Linked DNA regions of Homo sapiens: region 1 is linked to region 2. A link is an interaction called in ENCODE POLR2A ChIA-PET data of the cell type or tissue named here. Cell type or tissue: MCF 10A. All regions are shown on one strand. Each heading gives the region's core, and the rest is flanking DNA. Links, peaks and the distances in the headings are about the cores only.

The links. Peaks named below come from ENCODE experiments on the same cell type or tissue, not always from the same donor. Only the 100,000 strongest peaks of a DNase experiment are listed, where the experiment ranks them.
Region 1: POLR2A ChIA-PET joins it to region 2 with 5 read pairs; 9 of 35 experiments call an interaction of 5 or more read pairs at or near these places.

What each region holds. Positions count from the first base shown.
Region 1 is chr13:45,315,100-45,324,094 of GRCh38, reverse strand. No RefSeq gene overlaps it. Among named protein-coding and RNA genes, the nearest start is that of SNORA31B, 17 kb to the left of the region's middle. In MCF 10A, for the core only: no CTCF peak of the experiment used is centred there; no DNase peak of the experiment used is centred there.
Region 2 is chr13:45,248,282-45,257,276 of GRCh38, reverse strand. GTF2F2 (general transcription factor IIF subunit 2) reads right to left here. Exons shown (of 8, transcript NM_004128.3): 6 at 4,307-4,406. Among named protein-coding and RNA genes, the nearest start is that of KCTD4, 52 kb to the right of the region's middle. In MCF 10A, for the core only: no CTCF peak of the experiment used is centred there; a DNase peak (open chromatin) is centred at 3,596.

The sequences.
Region 1 (8,995 bases), core at 3,081-7,080, 66 kb before region 2:
TGGCACTTATTACAATGTAACACACTATGTATTTTACTTACTTATTTGTCATCAATCTCAAGCCCAATCCCATGCAAGCTTCAAGAGGGTTTGGTTTTGCTCTATTTTGGTTTGCTCGCTGCTGTATCCTCAGTGTTTAAAACAGCTCCTGATGCTTGGTAGGTACTTGTGGTGGTTGATTTTCTGTGTCATCAGAAAATCTGGGCACCAGGGGGTGCCCAGATTAACTATTGTTTCTGGTTGTGTCTGTGAGGGTGTTTCCAGATGTGATGAGCATTTCTGGCGGTGGACTCAGTGGAGTAGATGGCCAGTGTGAGTGGGCATCATCTAATCCATTGAGGGCCTGAACAGAACAAAAAGACAGAGGAAGGAGGAGTTCACTCCTATTGCTGCCTGCCCACCTGCTTGAGCTGGGACATTCGTCTTTTCCTGCCCTTGGAATGGGATTTATACCACCAGCTACCCTGGTTCCCAGGCCGTTGAGCTTGGACTGAATTACACCACCAGCTTTTCTGGGTCTCTAGCTTGCAGATGCCAGATCATGAGACTTCCTAGCACCCATAGTTATATGAACCAATTTCTCACTCACCTGAATGCCATATCCCCTTTTTCCATCTTGGTGAAACAGCTCTCTAACAGTTTATTGAGAAGCTACTTTTTTGTTTTGTTTTTTGAGACATTGCTTGTATAAAATATCCTTATTTTCTCCTTACACTTGATTATTTGACTAAATATGGAATTCAAGATTAGGAAAACTTATCAGACAGAGTTTTGAGGGCCCTGCTTCATTGTCTTCCAGCTTCCAGTGTTGCTGTTGAGAAGTCTGATGCTATTGTAATCGTCAATTCTTTGCTTGTGACTTGCTTTTTTTTTCTCTCGTCTCTGGAAGCTTTTAAGATCTCTGTTTCTGGTCCTGAAATTTCATCATATTGTGCCTTAGTAGGTGTCTTTTTAAATTTCTTGTGATGGATACTTGGTCAGGCATTTCAACTTGAAAACACATTTTTCATTTCTTGGAAACTTTTTTGAAAAAAAATTTGTTTCTGGTATTTTCATTTTCTCAGCTCTTACTTTCTGGATTTACTGTCAGCCAGATGTTGGGTCTTCTAGACCTACTCCTTGAGGGGGAAATTCAGCATAATCTGGGCATCACACAGACATCAGGCTTACCAAGGAAGCCAGTTTATGTCCAGGGCGTCAGGAGGCTAATGCTTGACTGCAGCCTGTGCCAATACCTCTCTGCTTCTGTTTCATGAATTAAATGAGAAGTGACCAGTAGGCTGGGCGCGGTGGCTCACGCCTGTAATCCCAGCACTTTGGGAGGCTGAGGCAGGTGGATCACGAGGTCAGAAGATCGAGACCATCCTGGCTAACATAGTGAAACCCCGTCTCTACTAAAAATACAAAAACAAAATTAGATGGGCGTGGTGGCGGGCGCCTGTAGTCCCAGCTACTCTGGAGGCTGAAGCAGGAGAATGGCGTGAACCTGGGAGGCGGAGCTTGCAGTGAGCTGAGATCGCGCCACTGCACTCCAGCCTGGGGGACAGAGCAAGACTCCGTCTCAAAAAAAAAGAGAAGCGACCACCTTGTTAACCCACTGTATTAGTCAGGGTTCTCCAGAGGGACAGAGCTAATAGGATAGATATATGAAAGGGAGTTTATTAGGGAGAATTGGCTCACACAGTCACAAAGCAAAGTCCCGTGATAAGCCATCTGCAAGCTGGGTAAGAAAGAAGCCACTGGCGGCTCAGTCCGAGTCCAAAAGCCTCAAAGGCAGGAAAGCCAATAGTGCAGCCTTCAGTCTGTACCCAAAGGCCCAAGAGCCCTGGCAAACCACTGGTCTAAGTACAAGAGTGCAAAGGCCAAAGAACTTGGAGTCTGATGTCCAAGGTTAGGAGAAATGAATAGAAGCATCCAGCACAGAAGAAAGATGAAAGCCAGAGGACTCCGAAAGCCGGCTTAGCCCACCTTCTTCCACCTGCTTTGCTCTAGCCCCACTAGCAGCCAACTGGATGGTGCCCACCTACATTGAGGATGGATCTTCCTCTCCCTTTCCACTGACTCAAATGTCAATCTCCTCTGGCAACACCCTCACAGACACACCCAGAACAATACTTTACCAGCTATCTAGGCATCCCTCAATACAATCAAGCTGCCATCTAATATTAACCATCACACCCACCTTGTTAGCATGTGGGTATGTGTTGAAAGTCTACAGGTTATGTTGAGAAGCTTTGTGAGAAACGAATACATGGAAGCTTCCGGGGGTTAAAGAAAATCAGAATACTGGCTGGGCATGGTGGCTCAGGCCTGTAATCCCAACACTTTGGGAGGCCGAGATGAGCGGATCACTTGAGGCCAAGAGTTCAAGACCAGCCTGTCCAATATGGTGAAACGCCATCTCTACTAAAAATACAAAACTTAGCCAAGTGTGGTGGTAGTCTCAGCTACTCTGAGGCCCGCCTCAGCCTCTCAAAGTGCTAGGATTACAGGCATGAGCCACTGCACCCAGCCTGTCTTTTTGTCTTGAGAATATGTCTGCATTCCTATTTCTTGGTGCATCCTGCACTGTCACCATAGGCCCCGGTGCGTTCTGCCCTGCACATGCACCATGTGTAGTGTAATAGCGAGGCAGCAAGGCACAGAAGGAGGGTGTGTGTTATTACATAACATCATGTAAGCCCAAACCCTGCCACCCAACCCAGATGGGAGTTATTATACAGTGACATTTCCCTGCAGTGTCTTGTAACATTAGACTTCCCTTTTCTTTCCTAGAATTCTTTAAAACACCCTTCCCTTGTATATAAATAACTTCTAAAAATATTGGAAAGTAGCTGTCCTGCCAGGTTATAGCAGGAGGTTAGCATTAGAAGAAAGCTTCAATTCCCCCCCCCCCATTATTTTGTTCTTCATTTATTTAATAGCAGCCTAGACTTTAATCTGAGTATAGTACAAGGTTTGGGGAACACTGCAGGAGTCTGAAATCAATAGTGATGTCATTAAATTGCCACTTTAAATTGGCTTATCCTGGCTGCTGACACCCCTTCCGCTCCCTGGGCAAACTACAACTTTTTAACAGCCAACACTTAGTGTGCTCTCTCTCTCTCTCCATAAACTAACCTAAACTATAAGAGAAAACTCTTGTCTTGCATTATTCTGACTCTAGTCCAGTGCTTTCCAAAGTATCTGTGGTAAAGGACTGGTTTTCTTTTCTTTCTTTATTTCTTTCGAGACAGAGTCTTGTTCTGTCACCCAGGCTGGAGTGCAGTGGCGTGATCTCGGCTCACTACAAACACTGCCTCCTAGGTTCAAGCGATTCTCCTGCCTCAGCCTCCCGAGTAGCTGGGATTACAGGCATGCACCACAACGTCTGGCTAATTTTTGTGTTTTTATGTTTTTAGTAGAGTCGGGGTTTCTCCATGTTGTCCAGGCTGGTCTCAAACTCTTGTCCTCAGTGATCCACCCGATTCGGCCTTCCAAAGTGCTGGGATTACAGGCGTGAGCCACCGCACCCAGTCTCAGGACTGGTTTTCTTTAAATTTGCAATCTGTTTGGACTGATAACTTTCATAAAATATAATAAATATGAATTATTATAAATGTAAGTTGGAAAGAAAAACATGCAAAATACAATTCCAAATAACTTTTTTGTTATTACATTGTATTTTTAGATTCAATAAACAAAATTATTCTATCATATTGCCTGAAAAGCTCCCTTCCTTCCTTCGTTCCTTCCCTCTTTCCTTCTTTCTTTTTTTTTTGAGATGGAGTCTCGCTCTGTTGCCCAGGCTGGAGTGCAGTGGCATGATCTCAGCTGACTGCTGCCTCCTGGGTGCTGGGATTACAGATGTGAGCCACCTCACCCAGTTTCTAAATGTGTGCTCTCAATCTCTGTCCCACACAGTGGACCACATGTTGAGTCACTATGCTTTAGTTGATACTGGCCTGAACATTACATAGTTTTGAGTTCTGAACTTGCAGTCAAATACTTTCACACTTCCCTTTTCAAAACCTTGCAAACTTTTGGCCTTTCTTTCTCCTTTCTCCTTCCTTCCTTCCTTCCTTCCTTCCTTCCTTCCTTCCTTCCTTCCTCCCTTCCTTCCTCCCCTTCCTTCCTCCCCTTCCTCCCCTCCCCTCCTCTCTCTCTCTCTTTCTTTCTTTCTGACAGTCTCGCTCTGTCACCGAGGCTGGAGTGCAGTGGCGCGATCTCAGCTCACTGCAACCTCTGCCTCCAAGGTTCAAGCATGCCTCAGCCTCCTGAGTGGCTGGAATTACAGGTGTGCACCACCACACCCAACTAATTTTTTTTTTTTTTTGAGATGGAGTCTTACTCTGTTGCCCAGGCTGGAGTGCAGTGGTGCGATCTCAGCTCGTTGCAACCTCTGCCTCCCGGGTTCATGCAATTCTTCTGCCTCAGCCTCCTGAGTAGCTGGGATTACAGGCACCTGCCACCACACTGGGCTAATTTTTGTACTCTTAGTAGAGACGGGTTTCTCCATGTTGGCCAGGCTGGTCTTGAACTCCTGACCTCAGGTGATCCACCCACCTCCGCCTCCCAAAGTGCTGGGATTACAGGCGTGAGCCACCATGCCTGGCCTGTATTTTTCTTTAGTAGAGATGGGGTTTCACTATGTTGGACAGGCTGGTCTCAAACTCCTGACCTCAAGTGATCCGCCCGCTTGGCCTCCCAAAGTGCTGCGATTACAGGCATGAGCCACCGTACCTGGCCTGACCTGACTTGCAAAACCTTCACAATGTGCCCCAAACCTACTTTTTAAAAATCACCAGAAGGCCCAGTTTTCTTTTTATTTTTTTCTTTTTTTGAGATGGAGTTTCACTCTCATTGCCCAGGCTGGAGTGCAGTGACTCGATCTCAGCTCACTGCAACCTCTGCCTCCTGGGTTCAAGTGATTCTCCTGCCTCAGCTTCCTGAGTAGCTAGGATTACTGGCACCTGCCACCACGCCCTGCTAGTTTTTGTATTTTTAGTAGAGACAGGATTTCACCATGTTGGTCAGGCTGGTCTCAAACTCCTGACCTTAGGCAATCCAGTCACCTCGGCCTCCCAAAGTGCTAGGATTACAGGCATGAGCCACCGCACCCGGCCTCCAGTTTTCTTTTTCTTTTCTTTTCTTTTCTTTTTTTTTTTAAAAAAAAGATGGAGTCTCGCTCTGTCGCCCATGCTGGAGAGCAGTGGTGCGATCTCGGCTCACTGCAACCTCCGCCTCCCGGGTTCAAGCGATTTTCCTGCCTCAGCCTCCCGAGTAGCTGGGATTACAGGCATGCGCCACCATGCCTGGCTAATTTTTGTATTTTTAGTAGAGACAGGGTTTCACCATGTTGGCCAGGCTGATCTCGAACTCCTGACCTCAAGTGATCTGCCCGCCTCGGCCTCCCAAAGTGCTGGGATTACAGCCACTGTGCCCAGCCAATAAATGTTTGTTGAATAAAGGAATATAATTTATAAAGTTTGGAAAGGGTCAGCATATATGGTTTTTGAGAAAAGGAAATGGGTTAATGAACTGCAGAGAAGAAAGCTAAAGATGGGTACAGTAGCTCACTCGGGCCAACTGTATATGAAAAAAGATGAAGAACTTGTCTACCTTATATGATGTGAAGTGTTATTTTAAAGGTGCCAAGATCATCTGATTATCTGTACCCCAAAATAGCCCTCCCCCCATTGACCTGCTTGCACACCTGAAATTCCATTATTAACTGTACATTCTTTTTTTTTTCTTCTTTTTAGACACAGGGTCTTGCTTTGTTGCCCAGGCTGTAGTGCAGTGGTGCAATCATGGCTCACTGTAGCCTTGACCTTCAAGCAATTCTCTCACTTCGGCCTCCTGAGTAGCTGGGACTACAGGCATGCTTCACCGTGCCCAGCTAATTTTTTAATTTTTTTGTAGAGATGGAGTTTCATCATGTTGCCCAGGCTGGTCTCAAACTCCTGGGCTCATGCAATCTGCCCACTCTGACCTTCCAAAGTGTTAGGGTTACAGGCATGAGCCACCAGGGCCCAGCCCTACGTATCCATTCCTACCTGGGTATTGAGTATCAATGATTGTTAATATCACAAAAAGAGAGACAACCAAGTATCTGTTACATACTTCCTGATGGAAGAACACACCACCAACTATGAAATGGCCTTGTCAAAAGATCAAACCTAAAGCTGATTGACATCCGTATACCAAATTATGGCAACTGTAGGGACAGAGGGCATATTATATGACACTACAGTGATGCCATTGCTGAAGCCCTGACTGGGGAATTCTAAAGGACAAACAACTTGAGTTTGTTTTTGTTTTTTTTAACAAATAAATCAAAAGAAAAAAGAAACAGATAAATTCTAGATTAATAAGAGATTTAAAAGATCAACCAATCGCAATGTATAAACCTTATTTGTGTTACCGGAAAGGGGTTCCAATCCAGACTCCAAGAGAGGGTTTGTGGATCTTGTGGAAGAAAGAATTCAGGGCCAGTCTGTAGAGTAAAGTGAAAGTAAATTTATTAGGAAAGGAAAGGAATAAGGAATGGCTACTCCATAGAGCAGGCCCAAGGGCTGCTGGTTGCCCATTTTTATGGTTATTTCCTGATGACATGCTAAACAAGGGGTGGATTATTCATGCCTCCTCTTTTTAGACTATATAGGGTAACTGCCTGATGCTGCCATGGCATTAGTAACTGTCATGGCACTGGTGGGAGGGTAGCAGTGAGGACGACCAGGGGTCACTCTCATCACCATCTTGGTTTTGGTGGGTTTTGGCCGGCTTATTTACTGCAAGCTGTTTTATCAGCAAGGTCTTTATGACCTGTATCTTGTGTTGACCTCCTAGCTCGTCCTGTGACTCAGAGTGCCTTAACCTCCTGGGAATGAGGCCCAGCAGGACTTAGCCTTGTTTTACCCAGCCTCTATTCAAGATGGAGTTGCTCTGGTTCAAAGACCTCCGACATTTGATCCTGATTGAAGCAAACTATAAAAAAAGAAATTTATGACATTGATGATATTATGGTTATTTTTTCTAGTCTTTTTTACCTTTAGTTTCTTTTTTTTTACTTTTATTTTAGGTTTGGGGGTCCACGTGCAGTTTTGTTATATAAGTAAACTCGTGTCACAGGGCTTCGTTGTATAGATTATTTCATCACGCAGGTACTAAGCCTTGTACCCAATAGTTATTTCTTCTGCTCTGAAGTCTTAATCTTTTAGAGAACATTATCTCTTGAGATTTGTTTTAAAATAATATAGCAAGGGAGAAGTGAGTGGTGAGATAGTTGAAACCAAATGGGCTCTGGTTGATAATACTGAAGCAGGAGGACGGGTACACAGGTTATTATTGAAATTTTCCATAATTAGAAAAATTAAAATTAAAAAAATAAAACAGACTGCCCCTCAGCCAAGTCTTCCGGGCTCCAGAGGGCCTTTTGAAAAACTGTTAGCCCTCGCAGTGGGTTAATATAGTAACAAATGATTAATCATTAACATTTTAGTCTGTGATGGTTTCCAGCAGCTTCACTGAAATGCCTGCCTTCCGCAGCCCAGCCTTTCACTCTTCAGCCCACCTCTCCAGCTTCTCCCTCCGAGACCCCTGCAGCCCCAACATACCCTCCACTTCTCTGCACCCAACCCCTTGCTGCCGGTGCCATTTTGCCTCCTGCAATGACCCCTCTGCCATCCTCGACCTGGCAGAGCCTGCTTATGTTTACCAATCCAGATAAATGCTGCTTCCTTTGTGAGAGCTTCCTCCTCCTCTTCCTCCTCCTCCTCCTTTCTCCCACTTTTCTTCCTCCCCCTCCTCCCCCTCCTCCCCCTCTTCCTCTCTCCTCCTCCCCCTCTTCCTCCTCTTCCTCTGTCAGAATCCATCACTCCCCCCAAAGAGCTCTGATTCTATTGTTCTTTCTATGTACTTAGCACCTTATGTTACATTTTCTTTCTTTCTTTCTTTCTTTTTTCTGGAGGGCAGTGGCGCAATCTCAATCTCTGCTTCCCGGGTTCAAGTGATTCTCCTGCCTCAGCCTCTCAAGTACCTGGGACTACAGACACATGCTGCCATGCCCGGCTAGTTTTTTGCATTTTTAGTAGACATGGGGTTTCACCATGTTGGCCAGGCTGCTCTGGAACTCCTGACCTCAAGTGATCCTCCTGACTCGGCCTCCCAAAGAGCTGGGATTACAGGCGTGAGTCATGGCACCTGGCCTTTATGTTACATTTTCACGTAATATTCCAACTTTTTTTTCATGTAATATTCCAACTTAAATTAAGATGGACATTTTTGGCAGATTAACTATTTGGGTTAATCTATCTGTCTACTCTAATCTCAGTCAAGGCTGGACAACCTTCATTTAAAGGCACTTTGGCCTTTGGCCAGAGTTCAGCGGGCCACACTCAGGCTGGATGGGCTGCAGGGCTGCAAATTTGAAACAGCAACAGGTGCTGACAGGCCGAGCAGCTGGGGAGAGACTGGCACAAAGGAGTGCACATGCCCTGGCCCAAAGGCGCACCCACCTCCCAGCTACAGGGGACTGTGGACCCTAGGTTAAGGGCGCCTTTAAATATTCATTCTCGGACCTCATTTTGGATTCATTATTTTATATTCATTTCCTTAACCAGGGCCTCACAAATGGTATCAGTTTAGGCCCTAGAAAGCCTGGGCCCTGGGGCTGGGCGCGGTGGCTCATGCCTGTAATCCCAGCACTTTGGGAGGCCGAGACAGGTGGATCACTTGAGGCCAGGAGTTCGAGACCAAGCTGGCCAACATGGTGAAACCTCGTCTCTACTAAAAACATAAAAATTAGGTGGGCGTGGTGGCGCACGCCTGTAATCCCAGCTACTTGGGAGGCTGAGAATTGCTTGAACCTGGGAGGCGAGGTTGCAGTGAGCCAAGATCGTGCCACTACACTCCAGCCTGGGCGACAGAGTAAGACTCTGTCTCAAAAAAAATTTAAAAAAAGAAAACCTGGGCCCCACCCCCTGGCTGCACGTTCCACCTTTTCTTGCTGATT
Region 2 (8,995 bases), core at 1,984-5,983:
TTTTCAGGGGTGCGATTTCAATGGAGTATTCTAAGAGATAAAAATAATCATATAATTCTTTTTGGCCCAGTAGATGGTTTCTGAATGGCAAGTATGACAGACATTATACCCAGATAGTTTGTGAACTAAAAAGATAAATCTGAATTTAATTCTTAGAATAGCTCCAAGAACAAAATTGGATATTTTCTTTACATATATACAGGTAAATTCATCTATTTGCCATAGGTGGGTGAAAAAACTGTGGGTAAATGCAAGGTAGTTTCTTTCTGACCAAATGTAGGAACATTGTTTTTCAAATACATATGCAATTTCCCAGTCCCTCTTTCACTTTTTTGTACAAATTTTTTTTGAATTTTTATTCTGAAAATTGCATTCAAAGAAGCTCAACTGTTAGAATGAAACACTGAGCTTCATGTTTATATAACTTTATCTGGCAAGACTTTCAAAACATTTCAACATTATATCGAGTTAAAATTTTTTATTAAAAGTCTTTATTATGCTTCCTCTAAATCATTCTTGCTGACCTGTGTTCGTTTATGTTTCTCAGTCTTTTAAAAGTCAATGTCCTCTTCTAATAAATAACAAAAATGTTATACTCTTTCTATAGTTGGTATTACACTACAATACTGAATATGTTTTTTAAAGCTATGCAGGTGCCTATCCTGGTTTACTCCCAAAAGAAATAATGATTAAACATTCAAATGCAATGTGGTAGATTATAGTCAATCTTTGTTTGGATGTAAAAATCTTAATCAAAGATTCATTACTATAATGACTCATTTTCACTATGACAACCTTAACAAAGGTTGATATCTTGAACTAAAATGTCACTTAATGTTAATTATCTTTATAGAGGGTGCTATAGCTTTATATACTAAGGAGTTCAGAATATAACATGTTTGTACTTACTTTATTCACCAGGGGTATGTATCTCAGACACGAAGCAGATATTTAAAAAGTACTTGTTTAAAGAAGGTAAATCTTAGACAATCAGTAAGGTACTATTATGGCTTTCTTCCCTGGCTTTCTTTCCTTTCCAATCTTCCCCTTCCCAACATAACTTTATTGCTTACCAACAATTCAGGCAATACGTGCTCACTGTGACAATTTCAACAATTGGAGAAGATTTTATAAAAAAGAAAATTAGGATAAAATCACGTAGATCCTACCATCCAAAAATAATGACTTAAAATATTTATTTAATGAATCCCCAATTTGGGACACTTGTTTCCAATCTTTTCCTATCTTAAATAATAGAGAGAAGCATTATTGTATATATATCATTGAGCACTGGTCTCACTATAATAAATTCCTAGACACAAAACTGCTAGGTCAAAGGATATATCCTTTTATAGTGCATTTGACATAAATTACCAAACTTCCCTCTAGAAAGGTAACAACTCTTTACAGCCTATGAAAGTGCAGTCTTTCTTGTACCCACTGTAATAAAAATATACACAAGGGTAGAAATCACAGAGAAGCCTGGCCCATAAAAGGATAAAAAAGGTGAGTCAGGAGCTACAGAAGCAGCACACCAATGAGGAAGAAAGGCAAAAACAACTAAGATCTATACTGTTTTACAAAGTAGAATAGAATCTCTATTTACACGTAGCTCTCAGAAAACTGTGTGTATTCCCATCCAACAGTAGAAAAGACTACAATGGAAGAGAACAAAGATGTGGACTTTAATCTATTTATCTAAGTCAGAAAACAACAGAAAAATACCTCTTCTGGATCATCTGAAACCTTACCTGTCCTTTAGTTTATTTTCCTCCTAAAGCATAACCAGAGGCTATAAAATGAAAGCTTGGCTGAATGCAGTTGAACTTTTACCTGGTTTGTTTAACTCACATAGTGTAGCAATTTCAAAATGTGAATGTATTTATATGGGTCATGTGCACTCCAGTTCACACAGTCTCTAACACTGACTTTCTTAAATTTCATTGTTCCACTCATTTAAGATATCTACTTAGCCCTAGTGGCATTTGCTACTTTCATATAAAATAACCATTCAAATATCATAAAGTAGTAGTTTGGTAGATGCTATCCTGTGTCACTTAATAAATGTTGATACTAAAGGCTAGTCTTTTTTTTTTTTTTTTTTTTTTTTGAGACAAAGTCTCACTCTTGTCCCCCAGGCTGGAGTGCAATGGTGTGATCTCGGCTCACTGCAACTTCTGCCTCCTGGGTTCAGGCGATTCTCCTGCCTCACCTCCCGAGTGGCTGGAATTACAGGTGCCTGCCACCACTCCTGGCTAATTTTTGTATTTTTAGTAGAGATGGGGTTTCACCATGTTGGCCAGGCTGGTCTTGAACTCCTGACCTCAGGTGATCCACCTGCCTTGGCCTCCCAAAGTGCTGGGATTACAGGCGTGAGCCACCGCACTCTGCCAAGGCTAGTCTTAAAGAAAATTTTCTTCCTAAACTCAGTATCAAAGGTAATCTTAAACAACAAAGTGGGATACAAAATTCCAACTGTTAATTGCTATTTGACTTAACTTAGGTATTTTATTTTCAGGAAACCATCACACTTATTACATTACAGATATTTCAAAACCCAAAACCCTTAGCCCTTTTAGCAACTGCTAATCACCAGCGGCAACATACACAGTGGTTAACAGTATGGCTCCTAAGCTAGACTGCCTAAGTTCAACACCTGGACTGATAAATTACTGGCTGCACCACCTCAGGTAAGCCAGTCTCTCTGCCTGTTACCTTATCTGTTGTAGTTTCTTCATAGGGTTGGTATGAAGATTAAGTGTCATTACTTACGAAGCACTCAGACCAATACCTGGCACAAAGTATACATAATATGTATGCAATAAATGTGTATATTGTATAATACATATAGTACATATAAGATACACAACAATAAAAAAGTCTTGAAATATAAATATACAATACTTTCCCCTTATTGGCAGGAGATATGTTGCAAGACACCTCCCTGCCCCACTTGGTGCCTGAAATTGTGGATAGTACCAAACTCTATATATTATGGTTTTTCCTATACATACATATCTCTGATAAAGTTCAATTTATAAATTAGGCACAGTAAGAGATTAACAAAAATAACCCATAATAAAATAGAATAACCCTAACAATATACTGTAATAACAGTCTGTGAATGTGGTCTCTCTCTCTCTCACTCTCTCAAAATATCTTGGTGTTCTGTACTCACTCTTCTTCTTTCTTTTTTTTTTTTTTTTTGAGACGGAGTCTCGCTCTGTCACTCTGTCACTCAGGCTGCAGTGCAGTGGCGTGATCTCGGCTCACTGCAAGCTCCGCCTCCCATTCTCCTGCCTCAGCCTCCCCAGCAGCTGGGACTACAGGCACACACCGCCATGCCCGACTAATTTTTGTATTTTTAGTAGAGACGGGGTTCACTGTGTTAGCCAGGATGGTCTCGATCTCCTGACCTTGTGAACCGCCTGCCTCGGCCTCCCAAAGTGCTGGGATTACAGGCGTGAGCCACCGCGCCCAGCCTCTTCTTTCTTTTTATCATGTGTCAATAGATCTGTTAACCAAGAGGGCTACTAAGTGACTAATGGGTGGGTAGCATATACAATGTGGATATACTGGACAAAGGAATGACTCACATCATGGATGGGATGGAGCAAGATGGTGCTAGGTTTCATCATACTACTCAGAAGGTTGCACAACTTACAACTTATGAATTGTTTACATCTGGAATTTTCCATTCAATATTTTTGACTGTAGTTGACTGTGGGTCACTGAAACTGCATAAAGTTTTAAAATTGTGGACAAGGGAGTACTACTGTACAGATGGTCCTCACTTTGCATGGTAGTATGAGACCATTAAAATGCCTGTGAAAGCTGAAATCAGGCAAAGTGATCTTAATAATCAATGAGAAAAATTACTGCTGTTCCATGACCTTTAAAATTTTTTAACACATTAAAAACTTTCTTATGGTTCATCACAAAGGTATAGAATAATTTTTAAAAATAGTAAAACTAATATTTAGTTAGTACATTGTAATTTAAAACATCAGCAACATTGCAACATTGAGAATTGAAGTGTTTTACTTCTTTGTAAAAATTTATCAAGGGTACTTTAAACAGTGGTTGCCTTCTTTTTGCCATGATATAACTTGCAATGTAGAGTGAACATCTTTTCTGTACTTTTAGCAAATTGTCATATTCCTTACTAAGTCCAGATCAGGTACTGTAATTCAAGCACCTGATGGCAAGGTGTGTAAATTCTCAGGTTCTTTGGAAACCTAAGACTCTATGATACAGAAAAGAATGAAGATATAAAAGAATGAAAAGAGACAAGCAGAAGACTTACATTGTATTGATGATTAGCAACAGGTTTGTAATTGGTTGTTACAACTTTGTCCAGCTGTTGTGATAGCCTCACTGGTTTGGAAGACTCTTCTATTTGCAATCTGAAAAAAAATATAAGGCATTATTAACACTCTTGTTTAGCAGAGTGAAATATGAAGAGTTATTATTTCTATAATTCTTATTCAATGAAAACTAATATATAAAAAGGTAACCTCAGAGGATACACTAGCTTTAATACTTTAAAAATGCACTGAATATACGTGACTATAATGCAGAAACCAGTACACAAGCTAAATATACAAACTAACTCATTATAATGCCACAATGTACTTTTCACCCGCTTATTATATAGGCAAATCTTAACCACTAAAACCAAGAAGCTAATCAGCCTTAAATTTCTGGGGGAAAAAATCTTCATGTAAAAATAAATCATCTTAAATTACATGGTCTAAAATCAATCAAGTTATTAATTCAAAATGTCTACTCAGCTGATAAAAGATAAAGGTAAATAAAAAGAGAATACATCAACACTCAAGGTTTACTGAACAGCACAGAGAGAGAACATTTCTATCATCACAGAAACCTCTATTAGACAGCACTGCTCTAGAACTACTGCAGGACACCATCTAAACTGATCCTGTCTCTACAAAAAATTAAGAAAAAAAAAAATTAGCCAGGCACAGTGCCTGTAGTCCTAGTTACTCAGGAGGCTGAGGTGGTAGGATCACTTGAGCCTGGGAGGTCGAGGCCACAGTGAGCTGTGACTGTGCCACTGCACTCCAGCCTGGGCAACAGAGAGAGACCATGTCTCAGAAAATAAAATATAACTCAAAACACTGCTTTTGAAAATATATGCCACCATGTATAGTATATTATAAAACAATAGCTGACTAGTACATGTATATTTAAGTAGCTATCTTAGGATATTTTGTTTTATATTAAGTATAGCAAGGCTTATAATCATTTACTTATTTAGAAAATTAATTCACTTGGTATATCAGCACAGTAAATTTAAAAAACTGTTTTAAGGAAGGAAAAGTACAGCTTTCTAAGCCAACTATTTTTAATGATGCAAAAGTTATCACTGTACCTTTTAAACTCATCAGCAAGATATCAAAATATAAGATTGCAGTTTTTTAAGAAAATTGCCTAACATATCTAGTTAGATTACAATTGAAGAGTAAGTGTAAAACATAAGCATTTTTGGACAAAAGCTTATGTTTATTATTTATAGATCCTCACTGAGAAACTACTCAAGAATTTATTTCAGTAAGAAGGAAAATGAATCCAATAGGAAGCAGTGAGATGCAATGGTTACAGCAAAAAAATTGAAAACGATGTTAGAAAATTGCCTTTAATTAAAAAAAAAAGGCAGTTTTTTTAAATGGTGAAACTAACATGAAAGATGGGAAGGAAGAGATCAGACTGGATGCATTTTAAGTTTGTTTTCTAAATGTTCTGCAATAAGTATTTACTACTTTTATAACCTGAAGAAGTACACTTTCTTAAAAAGAGAAGAAATACTATAATTCCTTGGATGGTTCATTTGAAAACCACAAAAATGCTGGCTATTAAAAAATAATACAAGTTTAACATTATGTATTATTTTATTTGAATGGGACTTTAAATTCTTTGGTTCAATAAAATAGAAATTAAAAACAATTTCCATTTTAAATTCCTTCAAAAGCAGAATTAAGTATAAAAGGTGTCTGTATAACATTCCTATTATTTAATTCCTTGGATGAAGATAATTCTCTATTTACTTCTGCTTATTTTCAGGTATATACTATCAAATTGCTGAGAAGATATAAGATATTTACCAATTGCCTTTTCAATTTGAAATCTAAAAATGCCATAGGTTTTGTTTTTACCAAGATCCCCAAATTCAGTATACTCATTTCTGTATGGAAATGTAAATATTTAAATTATTCCAGTTACATATAAATCCATGCTTATCCTTTAAATACACAAGATGATTTACTTTATAAAGTACAAAAAGTTCTCTGGAAGTGTCTTTAGAAACTTACTGGATATGTAACCATAAATAATACTTACAATTATACTTTGCTTTTCATGTGCCACACAGAGTTTCTATGAACAAGGATTAAATTTTCTTGCTAAGACTGAGAAATCAACTAGCTAGAGTCTAGAAGGGAGATGTGCAACCCAAGGATGGATTTAGATTAATGATTCTTCGATGGCCTCTTACTATTCTCGGGGTGCAGCACAAGTTCCTTCATAGGACTTTAAGACTCTTTGGGATCTAGTCCCTGCGTATCTCTCCAGTTCTCCTTACCATTCTCCTGTATCTGCCTCTGGCTGCAGCTGTGCCACAGCCAGACTCTGGAAGGAGCCTCTTGCTGTCAATTATCCAGCAAGTGTTTACTGGGTACCCACTTCTGCCAGGCACTGGGTTAGAGGTTGGAGACATAGCAGTAAAGACTTGCTCTAGTGGAAGACAAGCATTTAATACTATAATTAACTGCAGTACTGAAGATGAACAAGGGTGATGGAGGGATGGTAGGACAACTGACTGCATACTGATAAAAAGAAAATATTAATCCCAAGGTGTGCATTTTGAGAGTAAACTGGAGCAGAGCTGCTCATGCTTATAAGAAATAAGGCAGGCTGGGTGTAGTGGCTCACACCTGTAATTTGGGAGGTGGAGGCAGGCAGATTACTTGAGGTCAGGAGTTCAAGACCAGCCTGGGCAACATGGTGAAACCCTGTCTCTATTAACAATACAAAAATGAACTGGGCATGGTAGTGCATACCTGCAATCCCAGCTAGTCAGGAGGCTGAGGCTCGAGAATCGCTTGAACCCAGAAGGTGGAGGATGCAGTGAGCCAACATCGTGTCACTGCACTCCAGCCTGGGTGACAGAGAGAGACTGTCTCAAAAAAAAAAAAAAAAAAAAAAAGAGATAAGGCAAAAAGATTAGGTGGAAATGATTCCTCCAAGGAAAGTTATGTCAAAGCTTCTAAGAGATAAACCTTTAGAGAGAGAAAAAAGATTGAAGACAGATATAGGAATGTTTACAAAGTGTCGGGACAGCTAAATGTGTTAACTTGGTGGGGGATGGGAGTGGGTGGGAAACACAAGTAAGTGTCAGCCTGTTTCTGAACACACCTGTGTCCTAATCTTGGCCCCCCATCCTCCTCTAATGCAATCAGCTCTCAGGGGTTTGGCCTCTCTAAATGGTAATCTGTTATGTTGCCGCTAAATTATCTTCCCTGTTTCAGTCATCTCCACGATTTGATCTTATGAGACATCCAAGGAAGGAGGCATGCACTAGCTCCTTCCTTCCATATTAAATGATTGTTCCCATTACTTCACAATTTGAAAATTCCTCAGGGTTTCAGTTTGTTTAGTGAAGTGCTTCTTTATAAACGGTAGCTTATTCTGGTCACACTCTTACACTTGAATTTATTTGTAGCCACTGCATCCAGACTCAGGTTTATGCAGCATACTTTCCTTTCAATTTTAATTCTACAATTCTAAAAGCCAATTTCATCACTCATACAGTGTCATGCAGTTTTTATCCTCAAAGCATTTAACCTTTTACATAAAGGAAAACACTGATTTTTTTTTTAAAAATAAACTCATTTTAAAAATTTAACTGTTCTATCATACATTTAAAAGGCAACCACAAGGGTTTTAATTAAAAGAGGACAACTTATGATTCAAAACTAAAAAGGTTAATGTATGAACTGAAAATATAACAAAGAACTAAATCTTAAAATACTTTAACTCGCTTTGAATCGTTTAAAATAATTTAGCAGGGTCCTTAACACTAAATAATTCATTTAACACTATCTCATGAAGTGACAAGAACAACTGGCAACTCCATTTCATCACTGAACAATGTACTAAATTAAACATTACTGACCTTGATATGCTTTCAAAGTCAAGGTAAGGTTTATCTAGGTTTGTACAAAATAATATAATTTGGAAATATGTGGTTCGTAAAGCACCACATATTTCCAAACAAACTACACAGAGGTATTAGGCTGACTTGGGAGCAAGCTAAAAGGCTACCCTGACCATTTTAAAAAATGAGTCTCCACTTTTTCAGAAAATTTAAAAATACAGTGTTGTTTTCAGGAAACAAATAGAAAAATAATGGCTGATCACTTAGATACAGCCAGGCTACATTTTACTTTGTTTTGTAAACCATTAAAAAAATACTTGGTGCTGGCTGGGAGTGGTGGCTCACGCCTGTAATCCCAGCACTTTGGGAGGCAGAGACAGGTGGATCACCTGAGGTCAGGAGTTCAAGACCAGCTTGCCCAACATGGCGAAACCCAGTCTCTACTAAAAATACAAAAAAATCAGCCGGGCATGGTGGCAGGCGCCTGTAATCCCAGCTACTCAGGAGGCTGAGGCAGGAAAATTGCTTGAACCCAGGAGGCAGAGGTTGCAGTGAGCTGAGATCGCGCCATTGCACTCCAGTCTGGGCAACAAGAGCGAAACTCCGTCTCAAAAACAAAAAACAAAAACCAAAAAAACAAAACACACAAAAACAAAAACAAAAAAACAAAAAACAAAACAAAACAAAAAAACACAAAAAAAACTTGGTGCAAATTCAGAATATAAATATATATTCTTCAAATGCCAGGACTAACCATGCCTTCTGGTGTTCCCCATAGACATAGAGAAAGTGCTTGGAAACATACAGTACATCTATAAA